Linked DNA regions of Mus musculus: regions 2, 3 and 4 are each linked to region 1. Evidence: chromatin loops called from intact Hi-C (ENCODE). Cell type or tissue: left cerebral cortex. All regions are shown on one strand.

Region 1 (5,000 bases):
TTATACACTTAACAGATGAACGGAGGCTCGCAGAGTCTGCCTGCCCGCCCGAGGTCACACAGCTGGAAAGTGCAGGGCTGTAGAAGTCCAGAGTCTCTCCCTTTACCATGACATTATACCCGGGACAGTGTCTGGGAGCACCTGCTTAGTGTCCAGTGGAACCCAGTAATTAGCTAGTAGATGAGGGCTGGTCCAGATAGAGACGTCCATGTACCGAGTAGGGGGAGCCAAGGCTAGCTCTGTGGGCTGAATGCAGCCCTGGCCTTGAGCATGGTCAAAGAGGGATGGGTGGGAGGGGCCAGCACTGGCCTTCTGCTTGCTAGCTGGCCCTCCCGCTTGCCCCCTGCTACATTTGGTAGGGCTCCAGCGGGCAGAAGCCACACAGAGGGAAATGTACAAGCACTGGCTGGGACAGTATCGCTGTGCCTGGCTGGGGGTGGCAGCAAGCTGGCCCTGCTTTCTTAGTAGGAAGGAGACTTACGGATAAGAATAGCAACAGCTAACATTTATTGAGCTCTTACTACATGCCAGAAACTATTTTCATGTCTTACGTGTACAACTCCTACATTCCTCACAAAACCCTGTGAGGTAGCGACTTTTCTTCCTCCCACTTTCTAGATCATATCAGTGGCTTCCTGAAGGAAGCGAAGGGGTTGGGCAGGCAGGCTGTGTCAGAGCCGCTTTCCTGAACTTTCACAGACAGACAGACAGTCAGCCAGCCAGACAGCCTGTGGCCTCCAGAGTCATCCAATCAGATGCATGTCATTCATTTCTCAAAAGTCTCAGGTCTCTCTGGGCAAGGTGGCCATGGTGTACATGTCTGTAATAGCAGGACTTGGGGGGCTGAGGCAGGAGGATTGCCATGAATTTGAGGCTGGCTTGGGATACAGAGTGAGCTCCTCGCCAGCCAGCATTAAGTCACATAGTGAGATTCAGTCACCAAAGACTGAACAAAAAGAAAGGGCCAGCGGGATGGCTTAGTGAGCACAGGGGCTTGCTGGACAAGCCTGCTGATCTGGGATCTGTCTACAGTCGAGGGGAGAACTGACTCCTGAAAGTTGTCCTTTGATGGTCATGCATGTACCATGGTGCACACACCCACACACCCACATACACACTAATGATGATGATGATGATAGTGGTGGTGGTGGTGATGATGATTAAGATAAATAAAATGTTAAAGGTTTGGAAAGACGGATCAGTGATTAAGAGTTTGCTGCTCTCGCAGAGGACTAGAATTTGTTCCCACCACTGATAACTGGGTATTGCTGTCTGTAACCCCATCTGTAGGAAACTTGACATCCTCTTCTGGATTTTGAGGGTGCGCTCGCACACTTGAACACACACACACACCACACACACACACACACACACACACACACCTACCTCTCTAAAAGTCTTATCAAGTCATGGATGACAGAGCCTTCTTGGCCCCAGAGGTAAGAGTACACTACAATGTCTGCCTATTTTGATGCTGATGCTTAGGGGAGGTTTGAAGAAGAGGTGGGTCCCGTAAGCTGGACACTGATGCCAGGTGAGAGTTTGGGCGTTGTAGGGATGCCTTTGAAGGACAGGTCAAATTCCAGTGAGGGTCCAAGATACTGAGAGGTGACTCAGAAAGTCAGCTTGTGCTTGTGTCTCTGAGCAAACCTTCTGATTCACTCTTCTTGGGACCAGTTCTGTGGCCTTGGGGACATCACTTCGCTGCTTTGGGCTGTGGGACCCTCATGGTGGCTATTACATAAAGTCTCTCCACGGTGCTGGCACATCGCAGCCACTCTGAGCATTTCTCCTCTCTCCCTTCTGTCTTTTAAATGTCAGGCTGAGGTATTCGGGCTGGACGTGAGCCTGGAGATGCTGGGGACCTTTGAAAGGATTTGGCCTGCGGAGGAGTGTGGTGGGCTGGTGTTTGGGAAAGGTCTCTGGCAGGTGTGTGGCCCACAGAGAAGGCCGGGACTGTGACCTTGCACAGAGGCCTCCTCTCGGAGAGTTAAGCCGGGGAGGGAGGAAGGTTGAAGCTCCATTAAGATATCCCTCTGTGGGATGTGGTGTGGCTTGCCAGGTTGAGGGAGGAACGGTGTGGGGGTGGGGAGAGCCATGGGGAATTCAGTTTGAGGCTTGGTGAGATAGAGAAGGGCTGGTCCCCTGTCAATCATTCTGTGGGTTGGGCAGCATCTTATTTGAGCATCTGGCTTTTTTCTTTTGAATGAATTCCTTTGGATAAATCCCCATCTATAATAGCAGCAAATTGGAACTAAATGTCCAACAATAGGAAGATGATTGGGAACGTTTTGGAACATACACTGGATAAAATAATTTGCAGTCGTGAACGGCCGCTGCTCTTTTCAGAGCATGGATCTGGGTGCTGCACAGTTCTTTGCCCACTTCTGTGTGTCATGCTCATGACTGCCCAGTGCCAGTGATGCCCTGGCTCCCTTCCTTCCTGTGGATGAGAAGGTGGAGGCTTGTCCCTGTCCCGTCTGAGGGCGGGATTCCTGTCTTATTTCTTGCTTTGTCATTACCATGTGCTTGCTCCTGATCAGAAAAACGAAGGGGAGGGGGAGAAGGGGAGGAAGGGCACTTGTTCAAGGTCATGTACTTTTTAAACTTTATCTTTAATTTTTTTAAATACTTACTTTTATTTTATGTGTCTGGGTGTTTTGCCTGCATGTATGTCTGTGTACCACGTGCATGGCTGGTGCCTGCAGAAGCCAGAAGAGGGCATCAAACGCTTTGGGACTGGAGGTATAGGTGGCTGTGAGCCGCCACATGGGGACTGGGAATTAAGCTCTGGTCCTCTGGAGGAGCAGTCAGTGCTGTTAACCACTGGGGCAGCTTTGAAGTTCTCATTTATTTGTTTGTTTGAAGTGTGTGTGTGTGTGTGTGTGATATTTCTGTGAGAGAAGACACACAGATGTCACAGGACAGCTTACAGGAGATGATTCTCAACTCCCACCTTGTTTTGAGGCAGGATCTCTCTTCCCTCTTCTGCTCGGCCTTTGAACTTCTGGGAGATTCTTTTATCTCTCCTTTCTGCCTCATGGAATTATTGGGATTACAGATTTGGACTACCATGTCTGGCTTTTTATGTGAGTTCTAGAGACGCACACCCAGGTCATCAGGTTTGTGTGGCCAGTGCTCAGACTCTCTGAGCCACTCTCCAGCACCTTAGTGGGCTTGCCGTGTTAATTAATTCTATTTAATTTTATCTTCTATCTCCACATGGACTGAACTGGGTTGTCAGGCCTGCAAGTGCTTTTACCAGCAGAGCTGCCTCCTGGCCTCTTAGTTTAATTACAAAGATGGTCCAGAGAGATGGCTCAGCCGTGTGAAGGTGATTGTCCCAAGCCTGGTGATCTTCATTCTCAGGAAACACGTGGTAGAAGTTTAGTGGAAACTACTTCCAAAAATTACAGCCTGATTTCCATAGCATGCACCATATATATACACATACACACACACACATATATATGTATATGTCTCTCTCTCTCTCTCTATATATATATATACACACACACACATATATAGATAGATAGATAAAGATATACACACACAAATAAGTAAATATAATTTTACAAAAGAAATTTTAAAAATCAGAATAATTCAGATAATGTTCTCATTTTCTCCACCAAAATCCTCCTCTACAGAGGAAGCCAGATGCAATGCGAATCCTTACAGCAGATTTCTGTGTCAGGACAGGGTCATGAACAGTATCCTCGTTTTATAGTTACATTTTAATTTGAGGGTTTATTGTAATTTTTTATGTGCATACGTGTGTCTCACAGATGTTCATACCTGAGGACATAGCTTAGTGGTGGGTGCTTCCCTACACTGGAACTTCAAGGAAGATGACCACCTTAGGCAAATAATGCTTTTGTAGTGGCTTTAATGGATAAGTCCTAGCTGGTCTGTCCAGCCTCTGGTTGATGGGCTTTCAAGGTCTTCAGTTCTACCCTGTTTTCAGCAGAACTAACAAGGGAACTCTGTTGTTATTTAAACAACCTCTAAGAATCAAGGAGAGAGAGAGAGAGAGAGAGAGAGAGAGAGAGAGAGAGAGAGAGAGAGAGAGAGAGAGAGAGCCTCGAGGCCATGAGTTGCCCTGAAAGGTCTGTTCTTTCTACCTCTTCCTGCTTCCCTTTGAGAACCTCTTCCTGTCACTCTGAACTCGAGAAGGACCCCGTCTTTCTCTCCTCTAGTGTGTCCCTTGCCAGCAACGCTCTCAGCTTTTTAGGATGCTGTACGCTGCCCTATTGGATCCTCGACTTACGCCCCGTGTCCTTGCACGAGTCTGTCCGTCTGACCACGGGCACCTCTGCCCCAGCAGGCACCTGCTGTATGTTGAGTGCTGTGCCAGGGTGAGCAGGGATGTGCGGCTCTGCATTGTTTCATTCTCACTAAACGCCTTTGCCGCAAGGGGCGCTGTTTCCATCTTACCTGCTCACACGGGCTTCTAGAGATGTTAAATAATGTGTCCAAGGTTGCCCAGCCTGTGGACTCACGTGACCTTAGCTCTGGCTTCGTTTTCAGAACTGCTATTCTCTGTGCTCCTTCAACCAACTACCACTCATTGGTGAGATCCAAGCAAAATAATAATTCTGGAAGAATAGTCTAGTGGGGCATTAAGATAATCCCAGCACCCAGGAAGCTGTATCAGGGTACAGGTCAAGGACAGTTTCAGCTCCGTATTGAGACCTTGACTCAGACAAATCAACCAAAAAAAACCAAGAGTCCTTTAAACTGTAGAGTGCCCTGCATGTGTGTGTGAGAACTGATACAACTGTGATTATTTCTACGTCCAGGGCAACAGTAGTGTTGGCTCCATGGTTTACAGCAAGTTAGAGGTCATGGGATGTAGCAGGATTGAGGGAGAACAATCCCTGGGCTTCCAGCCAGTGGACCTGGGTCTAGTCCTGGCTGCACTCAAGCTGACTAGCTGTGTGATGTCAGCTACCTGATCCAGCCTGGAGTAAACCCTCCACCTTGGATGGCAGCTGGGACAG
Region 2 (5,000 bases), 86 kb before region 1:
ACCAGGGCACAAACACAATGCGGTCAACTCAGGAGAGGTTTGGCTTTTCTTCTCCAAACAATAATTCAAATGAATCCTAACAAAAAGGTATTTACAGCATGTTTACTACTTATAAAATATGGCAGGCACTTCAGAGCAGCTAGAAAGACATTACCCCCAAAACCTGGCATTTTCAAACACACTCAAATACACACACACAGGCACACACGCAAACATGGTGTGGGGGGTAAGAAATGAGGACTAAAATGCATACACAATACAATAGGATAAAAAAGAGAGACACGTCTTCTTCACACGACCAATCTGGCTCCGGGCCTCTTCTTCCTCCTGCTGGATCCTCTAAGGTACTGAACAAACAGGGACGAGTGTCGCTCCTGGGTCTTTCTAGAGGCGGCCTAAACAATTCCATTTCAAAATCACTTGCAGAAGACGTGTCCACGATCTTCTTTTTATGGCGACTGGGTATTCACGTCATCTCCTACCTCTCCTTTACCCTGCGTCGGCAATCTCTACAGTTAGACGTCCAGATTTAGCCAGAAGTCTAAAAAGGGTCGGGGGAAAGGTTGAGAGCAGCTTTTTCATATTATATACACAGGACTTCTACGGCGACAGCGTTTCCGAATGGCCGCCTGCGGTTGTCGCGTCTCGGCTTCTCTCGGGTGGAGGGAAGACCCGCGGCCCAAGAATCGATCGTTCCTCTCGCCGTGATTCGGGGCCCCGCTCACCTTCGTCCAGGCCCATCGAGGCCTCGGTTCATCCAGGTCTGCGTGCTCGGCCACGGGTGGGCCTCCCGTCCCGAGCCGGCGATGGCAGAGTGTTCTTGCTCAGACCCGCCGCCTTAGGCCGCAGAAGCCCCGAAGGCCCAGCCTTGGCCTTCAGGTGGATGCCATTCTTCCCGTCATGCCACGCTCGCCGCCACTTTCGAGGCGTCCTCGAAGGCCTGGCTGGGACTCCTCGGTGGGCCCGGCCCTGGAGAGAGGGCGCCGGTGGAGTCGGGGAGGCCGCCGCCATGCAGGCGCATCGTTGGCAGGGCAAGAGTCGCTGCGGAATGGCCGCGTGGCCTAGCCGGTGGCTGCCTCGAGGGCGAGGGCTCCTGGCGTCCGCAGAGTAGGGACCGAGGCTGCTCCCGGGCCCCTCGGGCTCACCCGGCGCGGGCCGAGGCCGTGAGGGGCCCGGGGCGAAGAAGGCCACACTCCCGAGCTCGCTGCGCTCTCTGCCGGAACTGACTTGGCAATTCTTCTCGCCCAGGCTGGAGCGGCACCGGAAGCCCGCAAAAACACCACCGGAGAGCTAACGTTTCCCCAACTGCAAGGTTCCGGCCGGGAGCGGGGGGGGGGGGGGGGGGGGGGAGCCTGGGGTTGGGGGCGGGGGTCTTTTTTTCTTTAAGTCTCTTTACATCTTTTGTAGAGACTAGAAGGCCAAGGGGAGAATAAAAGGCCAAAAGTGAAAAAGAAAAAAAGAAAAAGCCCACACTAGCAGTCCCAGCAATTTGTGATACATTATAAAAATAATTATAGGCAAACGCCTAAGGGCCTGAAGTACTACACTAGTCTCACTAGAAGTGGTGTTATAAACTAATTACCTAGTAAGATAGTGAACTGCTTGCCTCTTATCTACTCAAATACAACCCCATAGAATTTATTATTCCATGAGGCTAAGAAGGCAAATCGGACCCCTCCCCCCACATCACCCCTCTCACAGTTTCTGTCCACGGTGGTGTGTGTGTGTGTGCGTGTGTCTGTCTGTCTGCCTGCCTGTCTGTTTCTGTCTATCTGTGTCTGTGTAAAAGTTTTAGATGCCCTGGAACTGGAATTATAGACAGCTGAGCTGAGCCATCTCTCCAGTCCCCTGGAACAAAGTCTTGAAGGAGGCAAGGGATAACATAGTCTCACAGAGTGTGTGTAAAGAGCCTCCCTAACAGAAGAGAACAGCAAACAGTTAACAGGCTATGAAATGGACCACATAGGCCTTACCTGCTCCACAAAGAGCTAAGGCCAGGGAAGAGAGGAGGGTTGGATCTGGTCAATGAATACAAGACAGAAATGAGAGCCACTGAAGGGCTTTGAGATGTGCCATGAAAGTCAGCGGAATCAGGGACAAGGTCAGAGATGAGAGCCCTTACAGCAGATGGTGACGTATGGTATACAGTAGTTCTCCTGACCCTGGGTTCCCTTTTTCGTTTCAGCTACCCAGAGGTGAACTGCTTCCCAGAAACACTAAGTGGATAATTTCCCAAATAGTCACTGTGTACGTTTTACATTGCCCATAGTCCATGATGCCCCATACCATCCTTCCAGGATGTAATGTGTGCTGTTGTTTACTGCTTCCACTCACTGGTCAGTTAGTCACTCTCTCAGTTATCCGACTGACTATGATCAAACCACACAGCAAGTTCCAGGTTGGCCAAGGCTGTGTAATAAGCACTCTTCTGCCCCACAAAACATGCCAATGGCAACACTATCCTTGGGCCTGGAGAGATGGCTCAGCAGTTAGTGCTTGCTCTATCAGTGGACTAGAGTTTGGATCCCAGCACCTACATCAGGAAGCACAAGATGCCTGTAACTATAAGGAATCCAAAGCCCCTTTAGCTTCTGTTAAAACGCACACTCACATACGCACACGCACGAAAACACAAACACACATGTGGGCTGGAGAGATGGCTCAGCAGTTAAGAGCACTGTCTGTTCTTCCAAAGGTCTTGAGTTCAATCCCCAGCTACCACAGGGTGGCTCACAACCATCTATAAATGGGATCTGATGCCCTCTTCTGGCATACAGGTGTACATGCAGATAGAGCACTCATACATAAAATAAACAAATTTTTAAAAAAAGACAGAATAAAATGTCATAAAATCATTTTTTATTTAATTATGGTTCCAAAGTACAATGCTATAGTGGTTTTAGCAAATTGGACATCACAAAAAAAGCTATGAAGTGCTTCCTTCAGTGAAAAAGATGAACTTTTCTATTTAGTAAGGAAAGAAAAAAACGTGTATGTTGAGAATGATGAGCTCTATAGTAAGTATAGCCCTCCCTGACAACTGTGCTGAGGGTGGAGCCCACAGCCATGGGCATGCTTAGGATTTGCTCTGCCACTGAGCCACCTCTAGCCTAAGCTTACGACTCTTGATGTAAACACACACAGGATCCCAGTCAGAAAGGCCTTTCTGATGAGAAGCTGCAAGAAGACCACAGACTCTTGTCTACGGTAGATGACCAAGGGCCTGAGACAGGGGAATGACTGGAGGGCTAGAAAACTGAAGCAAAGGTCTCTAGCATTGCAAAAGAAGTGCCTGCCAGACTTAGCACCTGCAGAGCAGGAGTGATCCCATGGGGGAGGGTTTCAGACATGAAGGAGGGCTGGGCGGATAAGTGGGCACAGTGACATATCAAGGAATCAGCCATTGTGGTCCCTTTACTGCACTCTGGCTTCCCCCACAGCCAAGCTAGCTGGTATTCCTGGCACCCAGAGACAGCAGTGATACACATTTCCCGCTTTCTTTCAGTGATGATTTCTTAAACAATTTATTTTTATGCACTTTATATGCATTGGTGTTTTACCTGCATGCACGTCTGTGTGAGGGTGTTGTATCCCCTGGAACAGGAGTTACAGACAGGAGCTGCCATGTAGGTGCTGGAAATTAAACCTGGGTCCTCTTAAAGAACAGCCTTAATTGTTAAGCCATCTCTCCAGCCACTTTGTTGATTCTTTTAGACAGGATCTCATCACTATATTGTCCTGGCTAGCCAGGAACTCACTATGTAAACCAGACCGACTTTGAACTCACAGAGATCTACTCGAGGCTGTCTCCCAAGTGCCGGGCTTGTGCTAACACACACCCAGCAGGGCTTCATATGCAGATGTATTCATTGGGCATGTACTCTGGGCCAGGCACCTTAATAACTGAAGACTTTATTTTTGTTGTCTTACTTGATTTGCAAAGCAATCCTGTGAGGTATGTTGTATTACTCTCCTTACAGATAGGGGGCTATGTAATCTGTCTAGTTCTCAGGAAAAGCCTGTAGTTTAATCCAGGTCACCTGACCCCAGAACTCCCTGGAGCACTACAGAAGATTCTAAGGCCTGAGCAGACACTTGCACACAGAAACTCACAGCTTAGACTCGGAGCAGGCAAGCTAAGAAAAGCCTTTGAAGGACTTTCTATCTTGGGCCAGGCTAGAGATAATGGGATGCAGAATTCTGCTCAATTGGGAGGCAGCTTCTGGGCTAAATCTAAATGGTGCCGTTCAATTCTGAATATCAAGGCTGGGGTGCGTAAGTCCAGAAACTCTAAACAAGAATCTGAGGTCAAAGGTGAGCCAGTTCTATCCACCCTGTCCTTGTGGCTATCTCACATTAAGGATAACATGGGAGAAAAGGTACCAAACAAATGTAGTGAATGTTGCTAACACTTCTCCTTGGAAGCCATCACATGTCAGCCCTGTGACACACAGTAGTGTTTATTAGGGCAAAAGCTCTAAGCTCATTAGCAGGAAAGAGTGCTGAGCGTCAAGCCACCCACACATCTTGCCAGAGAAAGAAACAGTGAAGCCTTCCCTGGGCCTAGACATGCAATACCCACCTCCTTATCAACAGATCTGCACCCAGGCAGATCTGATTGGCAGTTGTGTGGAGGTGTCCGCCAACAACCTGATCATAACCCTCACTAGATCACTGCTTGAGTTTAGGAGTCTAATCTGTTCTAGCCCAGAATTTCTCCAGCTTCCATCATCCCCCAAACCAGCTCAACAGTGTCTTCCATGCCTATGTGCCACAGTGTTTTAGTCCCTTTAGGCTGTTATGAGCAAATATCATCAATTCTGTGTCTTTTATTTATTTTTTAAATTTTATTATTGTTTTTTTAAATTCTGTGTCTTATAATCACTGGAATTTGGCCAGGCATGATGGCATATGACTTAATCCCAGCACTTGGGAGACAGACCTGGTGGATCTCTATAGGGTGTATACCAGCCTGGTCTACATGAAGAGTTCCAGGACAG
Region 3 (5,000 bases), 99 kb before region 1:
TGCGGGGCAGGGGGCCAAGCTGGTATCTCAGCACATCCTACAGTCTTCTCTAATGACCTGGCTGATGTCAACATTAAGGAGCAGCCTGGCAGGTGGAGGTCAGAGGGTCACTCACCCGTTGGCAGACAAGGGGAGAGGGTACTGCCTAAAACATTGGTGGGGAAGGGGGTGGGCCAGTCAGGGTAGGACAACTTCTGAGCTTCTGAGCTGAGGGATACAGAAAGGATCAGTTCCCAAGCCTCTGCCTCCCTACCCCCAGCCCTTACCTGAAGCAATGCCGATCCGGGGTCAGCATCACTCAGGAGAGTTCGTTCAGAAGGTAGATATGATTCCCCATGGCACAAGTGTTAGCAAAAGAGGATGGCTTCACATTGCAGAGGCCTGACAGACGCAGACCCGAGCACAGGTCTGAAGTTCCAGGAAGCCTACAGTTCTGTTTCTGAGAAAAGGGAAGGTGCTGGGCCAGGTGGAATATCACCGTACCTGAAGAGGCTCACAGGTCTGAGGCTGCCCCGAGACGCTGTCTCAAAAATAAATAAAAGACAAACTGCAGGAGAAGGTTCTGGGCTCAGGCATGAGTGTGTGTGGTACCGTGCAGAGGTGTTCTGGTCGGATTCCCACTATAATGAAACATCCCAGGTTGAATTAGAACAAAAAGTCTTTTATTTTGTTCATGGTATTCAAAGCTGAAAGTCGCAGTAGCATGCTGTCAGCCCTATTGACGGTCCTCTGTGGCTGCTCACATGACAGCTAACATTGTCACAGTGGGAATCTAAGAGGGAGGTCACACAGTGAGACAGGCCAGGCCAGACTTGGCCTTTTATGATATTTGGTCTTGAAAGAACAACCAGGCCTCATGAAAGCTACCCTAGTGCCAAGTGTGGTAGCATACACTTTTAACCCAGCCCTGGGGAGGCAGAGGCAGGTGGATTGTTGTGAGTTCCAGGCCAGCCAGGGCTATACTGTGAGACCGATCCACCTTAATCTCTTGAGGGTAGAATCTGCCCACATAATCCAAGGGCCTCCCACCTCTTGATTATTTTGGGACAGGGCAGCCTGGGCTGGAAACTCACTGTGAACCAAGGATGCCCTTCAATTCTGCTCTTCTTGCCTTCACTTGAGTGCTGGGACTACGGGCCTGTGCCGACATGCTTAGTTGTATGCGATGCTAGTGACCTGACCTGGGGCTGTGGGCTAGGCAAGCACCCTACCGCTGAGCTACACCCCCATTCCATAGGTCCCACTTGGCTCTTACCATTGCCACACTAGGGCGGGGCTTCTAACACATGAGCCCATGGGGACTCAGGCTAAACCAGAGCACAAGGCTGACACTTGTTTTTAAATTATAGCCTATTAACCAGGAGGCATTATTCAATTTGTTAGAGAGAGAGAGCCTGAGGCCCAGGAAGGCAAAAGCTTTGTCTCACCCCGCTTGCCTGTTGCGTGGCTGATCCAGGCAGCCTGTGTGCGTGCCTTTCCACATGCTGCCCACTCCTGGTTAGTCACTTCGGAGTGTGTGCACTGCTACGCCACTGTTACTCATCTCTCCCCAGCGAGCCACCTGTTTTGTGGAGAGAAATTCTGTGTACCCAAGCCTCGAGACTGCACGAGACAGAACACACTCGCCCTCCGCCATGATCTCCCATATGTAAGTAGGCACACCCAGCCAAAAATAGAGCCCCCTGGCAGTCAAAGCTTCCACTGTTTGGAGGAAATGGGAAAACCCACTGGAGAAACAAACAGAGGGAGTGTTGCCAGTGTTTATTATAGGAAGAGTCTTAAGAGCCCGCTTGGAGTTGGAAGCAAACACATTTGGTACCGCTCTAGTCCTCATTGTGAGGGGAGGGGTAATCTCACCTTCCGGTCCTGGGAACCTGGGGGCACCTGTGAGGCGGGGAGCTTTGGGACAGCCCAGGTCACTTTGCCCTGGTGCACCTTGTTGCCACGTCTTTAACAAGGAACTTAGTTGCAGGCCTGTCACTGGGACTATAGGATGATCACAGTTTCTAGTGGCCAAGGAGTGGGAACAAAGCTGGAAGAGTGAGGTATTCATAGGTGCTACAGAGTTGTGACCATTGGGAATCAACATGGGAGAAGGAGAGAGCTGGGGGCAGCGAGAGGAGACAGCACTATGGGACCTTTCCTTTCTAGGGCTCATTACTCTCCCCTGTCAAGGCGGACCCCTGTCTCATGTCCTACTTTGTATTCTGTTGCTAGGAGGAAACCCTCTGCTCAAAACCAAGTTGAAAAGGGTTCATTTTAGCTTCCTGGCCATCGTCAAGGGAAGCCAGGGCCAGAGCTGGGGGTAAGAAGTAAAGCAGGGGCTGTGGAGGAACACTGCTTACTGGATTGCTCAGCTTGCTTTTGTATATAACTGGGAGCAGGAGTGACACCGCCCACAGTGGGCAGGGCCTCCTACATCAATCAAGAACACCCCACAGAATTGCTACAGGACGACTGAGGGAGGCAATTCTTCAGATGAAGCGTCCTTTTCTCAGGCGACTCTACTTTGTGTCAAGTTGACAGCTGAGGCTAACCATGACATTTTCTTGGCCCCACTTATGTTCTTACCTACCCCCTTCCCCCCACACAAATCAAGATGAGAGCAGCCTGAGAATGAAGTGGCCTGAGGGCTAGAGACTAGAATTGTTTCTTGATTTAACTGTTTCCCATTGTCTTGTGTTATGTAATCCAATCTCCTTTTCTTGGGGATTAATACATTCCTTGACCTATTTTTAAGTTACATAGAAAAAGACACCATATTTTGAGAAAATAGAACTAAATGGGTGACTGAAAAGATGGCTCAGTGGCTAACACAATTACGGCTAACAGTCCCTAGAACTGACTGCACTAAGAGGCCATGGCTGCCTCTCTCCAGTTGCAGCCTGGGAAGGCAGACACTGCTAATCCCCATATGGGGGAGCTCTGGGTTTGATTGAGAAATTCCCGCCTCAGTGAGCTAAGAGGACAATGGAACATGATTCCAGTATCAGCCTTGGGCCTCTGCATGCCCTGCACAGCCTGTACATGCCATGCAGAGATACATGCATGCAGACACATGCATGCAGCACATCTTGCACGCATACTTCATACATACATATATTTACAACAGAGAGAATGACGGGAAAAGAGAAAATAACAACTGGCAAACCTGGGTGCGAGGTGTTCAGGAGTTCTTTGAACCAGCTCAAAGGTTATTTTAAATTATAAATGGAGGCCGGGCGTGGTGGTGCATGCCTTTAATCCCAGCACTCAGGAGGCAGAGGCAGTTGGATTTCTGAGTTCGAGGCCAGCCTGGTCTACAAAGTGAGTTCCAGGACAGTCAGGGCTATATAGAGAAACCCTGTCTCGAAAAACCAAAAAAAAAAAAAAAAAAAAAACCAAAAAAATTATAAATGGAAACCACATAAAACTCATAGTCTTAACTGTATGTATTTAAAATAAGGTCTTACCGTGTAGTTCAGTGACCTCTGACTCAAGGTCCTCCTGCCTCAGCCTCCCTTGTACTAGGATCACAGGCATGGGTCACTACACCCAGTGTCAACTTAACTATTTTAAGTGTACACTGGCAGTAAGTACACTCAATCACTTCAAAAACAAAACAAAAGCAAAAACAATAAAAAACAAAAACAAATAGACAAAAACAAAATAAAACCCAAACACCAAAACACTCTAATGGTGACTACACACCATTATATAATTGTCCAGTCCCACAGGCTGGGATGTACAGTACAATGGCCACTCCTAACATAAGGCATGGACTCTGGTGTGGATAATTTATCCTCTATAAAACTGTCCCATCTGGTGAGGGATGCTGATGGTAGGGTATGGTGGTTTGAGTGAAAATGGCCCCCACAGGCTCATAGAGAGTGGCACTATTGGGAGATGTGGGCTTGTTGGAGAAAGCATGTCATTGGGAGGTAGGCTTTGGGTCCATTGGCACTCTCTCTTCCTGCTCCTACTCCAGCACAATATCTGCCTGTGTGCCACCATGGGTTCCCATCATGCCTATAGTGGACTATAGCTCTGAAACAACAAGCCAGCCCCAGTTAAACATTTTCCTTTTTAAGACTTGCCGTGGCCATGGTGTCTCTCCGTCTTCACAGCAATGAAACCCTTACTAAGAAGTTGGTACCAGGAGTGGGGTATCGCTGGGATAGACCTGACTCTACTTTTGTTTGGAGGAATGTGGACTTTGGGATTTTGGATTAGAAAAGTAATCAAATGCTTTAAGCAGGCCTTAATGGGTCACACTAGTAGGAACATAGAAGACAGTGGTGCGGAGGTTGATTTGAACTGTGTAGGACTGGCTCAAGAGGTTTTAGAGGAGAATAATTTTAGTATGTGGCCTAGACTATTCTTCTTTTGGCAAAGAATGTGTCTGCTTTCTGCCCTTGTCTCCTCCCCAAAAATCTGCCTGAAGTTAAATTGAAGAGTTATTAACAGCTTCAGTAGAGATTTCAAAACAGCCTAGTCTTGACTGTGTTGTATGGTTATTAGTAGTAGATCTAAAATGAAAAGGAGCAAGATAAGCAAGGAAAAATACAAAATGTACAGTTTGTAGATAAAAGTGAAAGTGCTAAGTGGGATAAAGGGAGTGGTGACCTCAGAGCCAGACCCCACCCAACATATGACAAGGAATTAAAGAAAAGCTTAGGGCTGAGTCCTGTGGTTTGGACCTTTAATCTCAGCACTCCAGAGGCAGAGGTAGGCAGTTTGAGGCCAGTCTGGTCTGCAGAGTGAGTTTCAGGAGAGCCAACTATAGACAGGGAAGGAAACCATTAAAAACAAAAAACTGACCCGGGTGTGGTGGCGCACGGCTTTAATCCCAGCACTTGGGAGGCAGAGGCAGGCGAATTTCTGAGTTCGAGGTCAGCCTGGTCTACAGAGTGAGTTCCAGGACAGCCAGGGCTGCAGAGAAACCCTGTCTTGAAAAAAACAAAAATCAAAAAACAAAAAAACAAGCAAAAAACCCAAACAAACAAAAAAGCTGGTGCAGA
Region 4 (5,000 bases), 57 kb before region 1:
TGGAGTAAGGCCGAGCCCACGGGGCTGGGACCTGGAGGGAGAGGAGGCTCCGTGGAGAGTCTCGTCTTCGTGGTCCCGCTGCTCGCCTCGGCCTCTGAGCTCTGCCTAGGCTCTGGTGGGCGTCTGTCCCACGTGGGGGAAGCCAGCGGCGCGGGCTCGCGGGGCGCACACCCCTCCGAGTTCCCCTCCCTGGGATCGGACGCGCCTGCTCCTGGGCAGCTCGGCTCTTGGGGCCAGTGGGTCGCGCTCGCTACTCGCACACCCTTCGGACGCTGCCTGGCCCGGATCGCCGCCGCCTCCTCCCAGGGAGCTGGCGGGGCGGGGCAGAGGGGGAGAGGGGGTGTGCGGAGCGGGCGGGGAGGGGGCTGAGCGCCGTGGGAGGGAGCGAACGAGCGAGCGAGCGAGAGAGCGAGCGGGGCATTTCTGCGCAGCTCCGGAGCGTCTTGGAGCCTGCCTGGGCGGCCACTGGACGAAGGGACTCAGAGACAGACAGACAGACGGCTCCCGGAAGCCGCGCCGCCGCCGCCAGGTTAGCAGGGCGCGGAGACCGAGCAGGCTGTTGCTACGTCCCGAGCTCGCGTGCTGGAGGACGTGCGTGGCCGAAGCTACGATTCGTGTCTTTGCGGGTACGTGTCGGGGTCCACATCTCCGGGTGTGCGTTTAATGTGAACGCGCGTGTGTCTGTGGGTCGGTGCAAGTGGTGTGTACGTGCGTGTGCATCTGAGTAAGGGGCTGGGTGGTGTACTAATCTGGTAAGGGTCTGTGTGCCCTGGTTTGCTTATCCGGAGATGTGCCTAGAGAGGGTGTGTCCCAATGTGTAACAGTGTGTACATCTGGATGAGGCAGTGTGCCTATGCTGATGATGGCTTCGCTTGTGGCTGAAGCCTATGGCGGGTGTATGTGAGTGTTCGTGTGTGTGTGTTTCGCTGTGTGCACGCCAGTGTGACTCCCCGTGTGTGTGCGCGTGTGAGGGCGGGTGTGCACCCGCGTAGCCCCTGTGTGCGTGTGCTCGGCTTTGTCTCCGCACTGCCGGGAGGAAGGGGGTGGGGGCGGCAGCCGAGGCGCTGGCGTCGCCCGGAGCCCGGCACTGGCCGAGGAAGTGGGTAGCAGCAGCGGCGGGGGCGTCTTAGCTGAGTGGAGACTCCCTGCTGGCAGGTGGGCAGCCACACCCGGGGTACGGGAGAGCCCTACTGCCAGTGGAGCCTGGCTCCCAGCTGAGCTGAAGCAGAGGGCGTGGCCTGCTCAAATCCCGGGTGTGTGTTTGTGAGGGGTGGGGTGGGGGATTAGGTGTGAAGAGGGTGTGTCTGTGCGCAGGCATGGGTGTGGGTAGAAGCAACAGAGGCCCCTCAGCGGGGTTCTGTGATATGTTTCCTTGCTGTGTAACGACCATCACCCTGGCCAGCTACAGCCCAGCCTGGTTAGGTACCCTCCACCCTCACCCTGGACACTGTTCGGAAGGGCAGCAGCCTAGGTACCCTACAAAGACTAGTAAAACTGATCACTATCTTAAATGGCCAGCGCCCCACTCCAAGGAATCCCCTCTCAGAAGGTCTTCATACTTTGAGAGAGATGTGTTTCTGTATCTCTTCCCCCATGTTTTGGGCACTGCATGCATGTCTAGTCTGGGTGAGTGTGTGCATTCTCCCTGTATATTTCTTGTGCATTTAGGTGCATTTGTACATTTTACTGATGAAGAATAAACAAAATATCTCTGGATGTATATGTGCATTTGTTTTGATAAGTTCTGGTATATCTGGTTTGTTTTTTTTTTTTATGAGTGTGTAAGCTGTTTGTGTATTGGCGAGCCAGGATGGGGACAGTAAGAGAAGTGCCATTTTGCTGCTAACTGGAACAGAATAGAAAGCCCCCTATATTTGAAAAACAAGATTACAGGGAAGTTTGCGGATTTAGTCACTGTCTGCCGGGTTCAGATACTGGTACTGAAATGTAGGTAGACTAGGTTTGACAAGGATCTAGAGAGGCTGAGAATCTTACAGAGGGAAGGAAGGAGGACGTGCAAGCCCAGCCTTCCTTCTCCTGGCTCTTCTCTCTAACTTCACTCCTTGCTGGTTGGCTTGTGTACAAGGATAAGGGTGCGGGCTTTGGAGTGGAGAGGGAGAGTGCAGGGAGTGTAAACGGGAGTGGACAGTGCAGGAGTGGGAGGGGCGCCCCCCAAGGCAGATTTCTGCAACTCCCCAGCTGCTTTTCTGGCAGAGGCCGCCGAGGCAGGGGAAGCTGGGATTCTTATCTCTCTCCCTGAATACACACCTCAAGAGAGCCGCTGCCCTGGCAGCTCACTGGCGCTGAAATCTGGTGGTGGTGGGTGTCTCCTTTTGTGTTTATTTTTATTAAGCTGCTTTTCTCGTCAAGACCCTGACCTTCCCATGCCTCAGTTTCTCTGTTTAGGCGGCTAGGAAGCTCAGTGTCGTGTCTTTGAGGCAGGTTGGACTTTGGCTCAAAGCTCTAGACCTGTCTTATTACCAAGATTTAGGAATTCACTGTTCTTTAAAAAATGTTATATTTGATATGCATGTGACCATCAGAGAATAACTTGTAAGAGTCAGGGATTGAACTCAGGACATCGGGCTTGGTAGGAAATGGCTTTACCCAATGAGACATCTTGCTAGCCAGGAATTCAGACTTCTTGCCCCCAGAGATCCTGGCCATACCTCCCTACCTTCCTCAATAGCACCCAGACCACCAGTTCTCAGTGTGGTCCATCTTACCATCTGCAGCAAGGTTACCGGTTTACTAGAAATGCAAATTTGGAGCCTTCTGGTAGACATACACAATGCAAAAATCTGGAGATGGGGTTTAGCAATCTATGTTTTAACAAATGCAAATTATTTTGACCTGTTCTACAACCCTCTAGAGAAGCCAGGAAGTGCTAGATTGAAACAAGAGGATATCCCTTCTTTTTTGCAACCTGCCATACATGTCCCTGAAGTAGCCCCAAAGCCTACCTTATTTGGTAGGGGTTCTGGCTTCAAGCCCCAGGTCTTTCTTGTGGTCTTAGACAGATAACTCCTTTGCTGACCAAAGCAAACTCTTACCCCGTAGCTTCTTCTCTAAGCTCATTTTCCTCAACCCTTACCTTGATTGACAAGAAGGCAGGTACAATCCAGTCCTTGCCCACTTGACTTTGGAATTTGTGCCTGCAGGCCCCTCCGTTTAGCACCTCATCCCCTGCTTCCTCAGACTTTCACATGACTGTGTCTTTTGGGGGAGGGGGCAGGGCTTTGCCAACATCCTAGGTTAGGCAAGTATTTCCCTTCATCCATCCCTAGAGCTCCGGTCTCTCCTAGGGCTTGTAAGCGTGTGGAATTAGACTTGAACTTGTGAGTTGCTTGATTGTCTCCCTCATCTAGGCTGTGAATGCCATCTGGGCAGGGATTGCTTGTTCATCATCCTGGTATCCAGCAGCAGCGTTTCTGCCTTCTGATTTGTGTTCCATAAGCCTGTCACATGAATTAATGTCTCAAGTAGGAGACAAGTGGCTGGAGAGATGGCTCCAAGATTAAGAGCACTGGCTGCTCTTCCAGAGGACCCAGGTTCGGTTCCCAGCACCCACACAGCACCTCACAACTGTCTGTGACTCACAGCTGTCTGTAACTCCTGTTCCAGGGGATCTGACTCCCTCACACATGCAGGCAAAGCACCATGTACATTTTTTTTAAGTAAACACATTTAAGATAGGACATGATGCTAAGTGCTGTCCTTTCTCAAGTGTCTCCTCAAGCTTTGATGGTGTACCAATCCAAGCAGGACATGGATTGGTTTAGGCAGGCCATCTTTTACACTCCTGCATCTCCTGGCTGTAGACTTGGCTCTCACTGTGTGCCCTCAGCTGTGATGTCTCTGCCTGGGGAAAGCAGGGGAAAGCTCTTAGGAGACATAGCCTCTCTTGTGACCTCCTAGGGCCCTATGCATCTGTGCAGAGAACAAGTGAGGAATCTAAAGTTTTGGGGTGTGGCTGCACACCTCACTTTCCTCCTTTGCATGTTTCTTCTTCTGTCAAGTGGAGGTGTTGGGGTGAAGGCTCTCACTGCAGTAGTCTCTCCTGGCCCAGTGAGAATTTAGTCCAAGACTCCCTAGGGGAATTCTAGATGTGAAGAGTGCTAATCATATACCTACCATGTATATTTCATACTGAGTTGAGAACTTGCATCTTTTCACTTAGAGAGCTTTGTGGCTTTTCTGGTTACATCTACATTGCTCATGCATCAGGGACACTACTGTGTACAGTAAGGGTTGGATACATGCGTGGGGATTCCAGTGCAACAGTCGGGTCTGATAACTGTGGTGGCTATTGACTGACTAAATGGTAGGTAGCAGATACAGGGCAGACACACTGGACAAGCAGTGATTCAAGTCTTAAGCAGATCAGAGCAGGGAAAAAGATGGCTTCACCATGCTACCCAGAACAGTCTACAACTTAAAATGTAGGGATTGTGTTTTTCTGGAATTTTACATTACATATTTCCAAACCATAGTTGATAACTGAATCAGAAGAGGAGGGACTCTTATGGTGCCGGAGCCATTCGGGCGTTGCCATATACTAGCTGAGAAAGTGACTCCACCTCTTCCCGTGTCATATCTCTGTACCTGTAAAATGAACCGATATGCGTCTCGGCTTCACGGGGTTGATTTGAGAGTTAAATGAGACTCCACATATGGAGCACTCCGCACAATGTGGGCACAGAGTAAACATTTGGTAAATGTTAGCTGTTGTTACTCTCGTGGCTACTGCACAGTTTCGTTCAGCCGGCTTGAATTCCTTTGTGTTGGGCTCTGGGCCTATGGAAAGAGAAATGAGTCCTGCAAGGGTCACAGCCTGGGGATGGCAATAGATTCGTAAGGATGCCTTAGCACGGGGATGGTGGGCAAGGTGGGGATGGCTGCTCAGGGAGGAAGGGCTTTATGGTGAAGGAAAAGATGGTGGTCTAAGTAAAAGCTGGAGAGTGTAGAGGCAGAGTGAGTGGCTACAGAGTAGCAAGAGG

Evidence for each region. A loop is a pair of places that touch in the nucleus more often than their neighbours do. Peaks named below come from ENCODE experiments on the same cell type or tissue, not always from the same donor. Only the 100,000 strongest peaks of a DNase experiment are listed, where the experiment ranks them.
Region 2: it touches region 1 in a loop (2.0-fold over the local background); 5 of 42 quality-filtered maps call a loop at or near these places.
Region 3: it touches region 1 in a loop (1.8-fold over the local background); 3 of 42 quality-filtered maps call a loop at or near these places.
Region 4: a loop joins it to region 1, with 2.3 times the contacts of the local background. A loop is called at or near these places in 7 of 42 quality-filtered maps.

The regions. Positions count from the first base shown.
Region 1 is chr2:156,478,054-156,483,053 of GRCm38, forward strand. The region is part of intron 2 of Epb41l1 (erythrocyte membrane protein band 4.1 like 1); the gene reads left to right. Among named protein-coding and RNA genes, the nearest start is that of Gm33977, 18 kb to the right of the region's middle. In left cerebral cortex, CTCF peaks have their summits at 2,728 (motif pointing right) and 4,422; DNase peaks (open chromatin) are centred at 173, 499, 2,088, 2,388 and 1 more place; H3K4me3 peaks cover 1,462 bases; H3K27ac peaks cover 1,943 bases.
Region 2 is chr2:156,391,738-156,396,737 of GRCm38, forward strand. The region is part of intron 2 of Gm14170 (a long non-coding RNA gene); the gene reads right to left. Norad (non-coding RNA activated by DNA damage) reads right to left here and starts at 1,242. Exons shown (of 1, transcript NR_024329.1): 1 at 1-1,242. In left cerebral cortex, CTCF peaks have their summits at 365, 1,207, 2,779 (motif pointing left) and 3,983; DNase peaks (open chromatin) are centred at 1,247, 2,727 and 4,133; H3K4me3 peaks cover 1,032 bases; H3K27ac peaks cover 183 bases.
Region 3 is chr2:156,378,598-156,383,597 of GRCm38, forward strand. It overlaps Gm14170 (a long non-coding RNA gene), which reads right to left. Exons shown (of 5, transcript XR_003954079.1): 3 at 1,428-1,561; 4 at 267-620. Among named protein-coding and RNA genes, the nearest start is that of Norad, 12 kb to the right of the region's middle. In left cerebral cortex, a CTCF peak has its summit at 2,897; DNase peaks (open chromatin) are centred at 1,552 and 2,932.
Region 4 is chr2:156,420,674-156,425,673 of GRCm38, forward strand. Epb41l1 (erythrocyte membrane protein band 4.1 like 1) reads left to right here and starts at 418. Exons shown (of 25, transcript NM_001368800.1): 1 at 418-626. In left cerebral cortex, CTCF peaks have their summits at 2,103 and 2,311; DNase peaks (open chromatin) are centred at 208, 1,038 and 2,067; H3K4me3 peaks cover 2,353 bases; H3K27ac peaks cover 1,652 bases.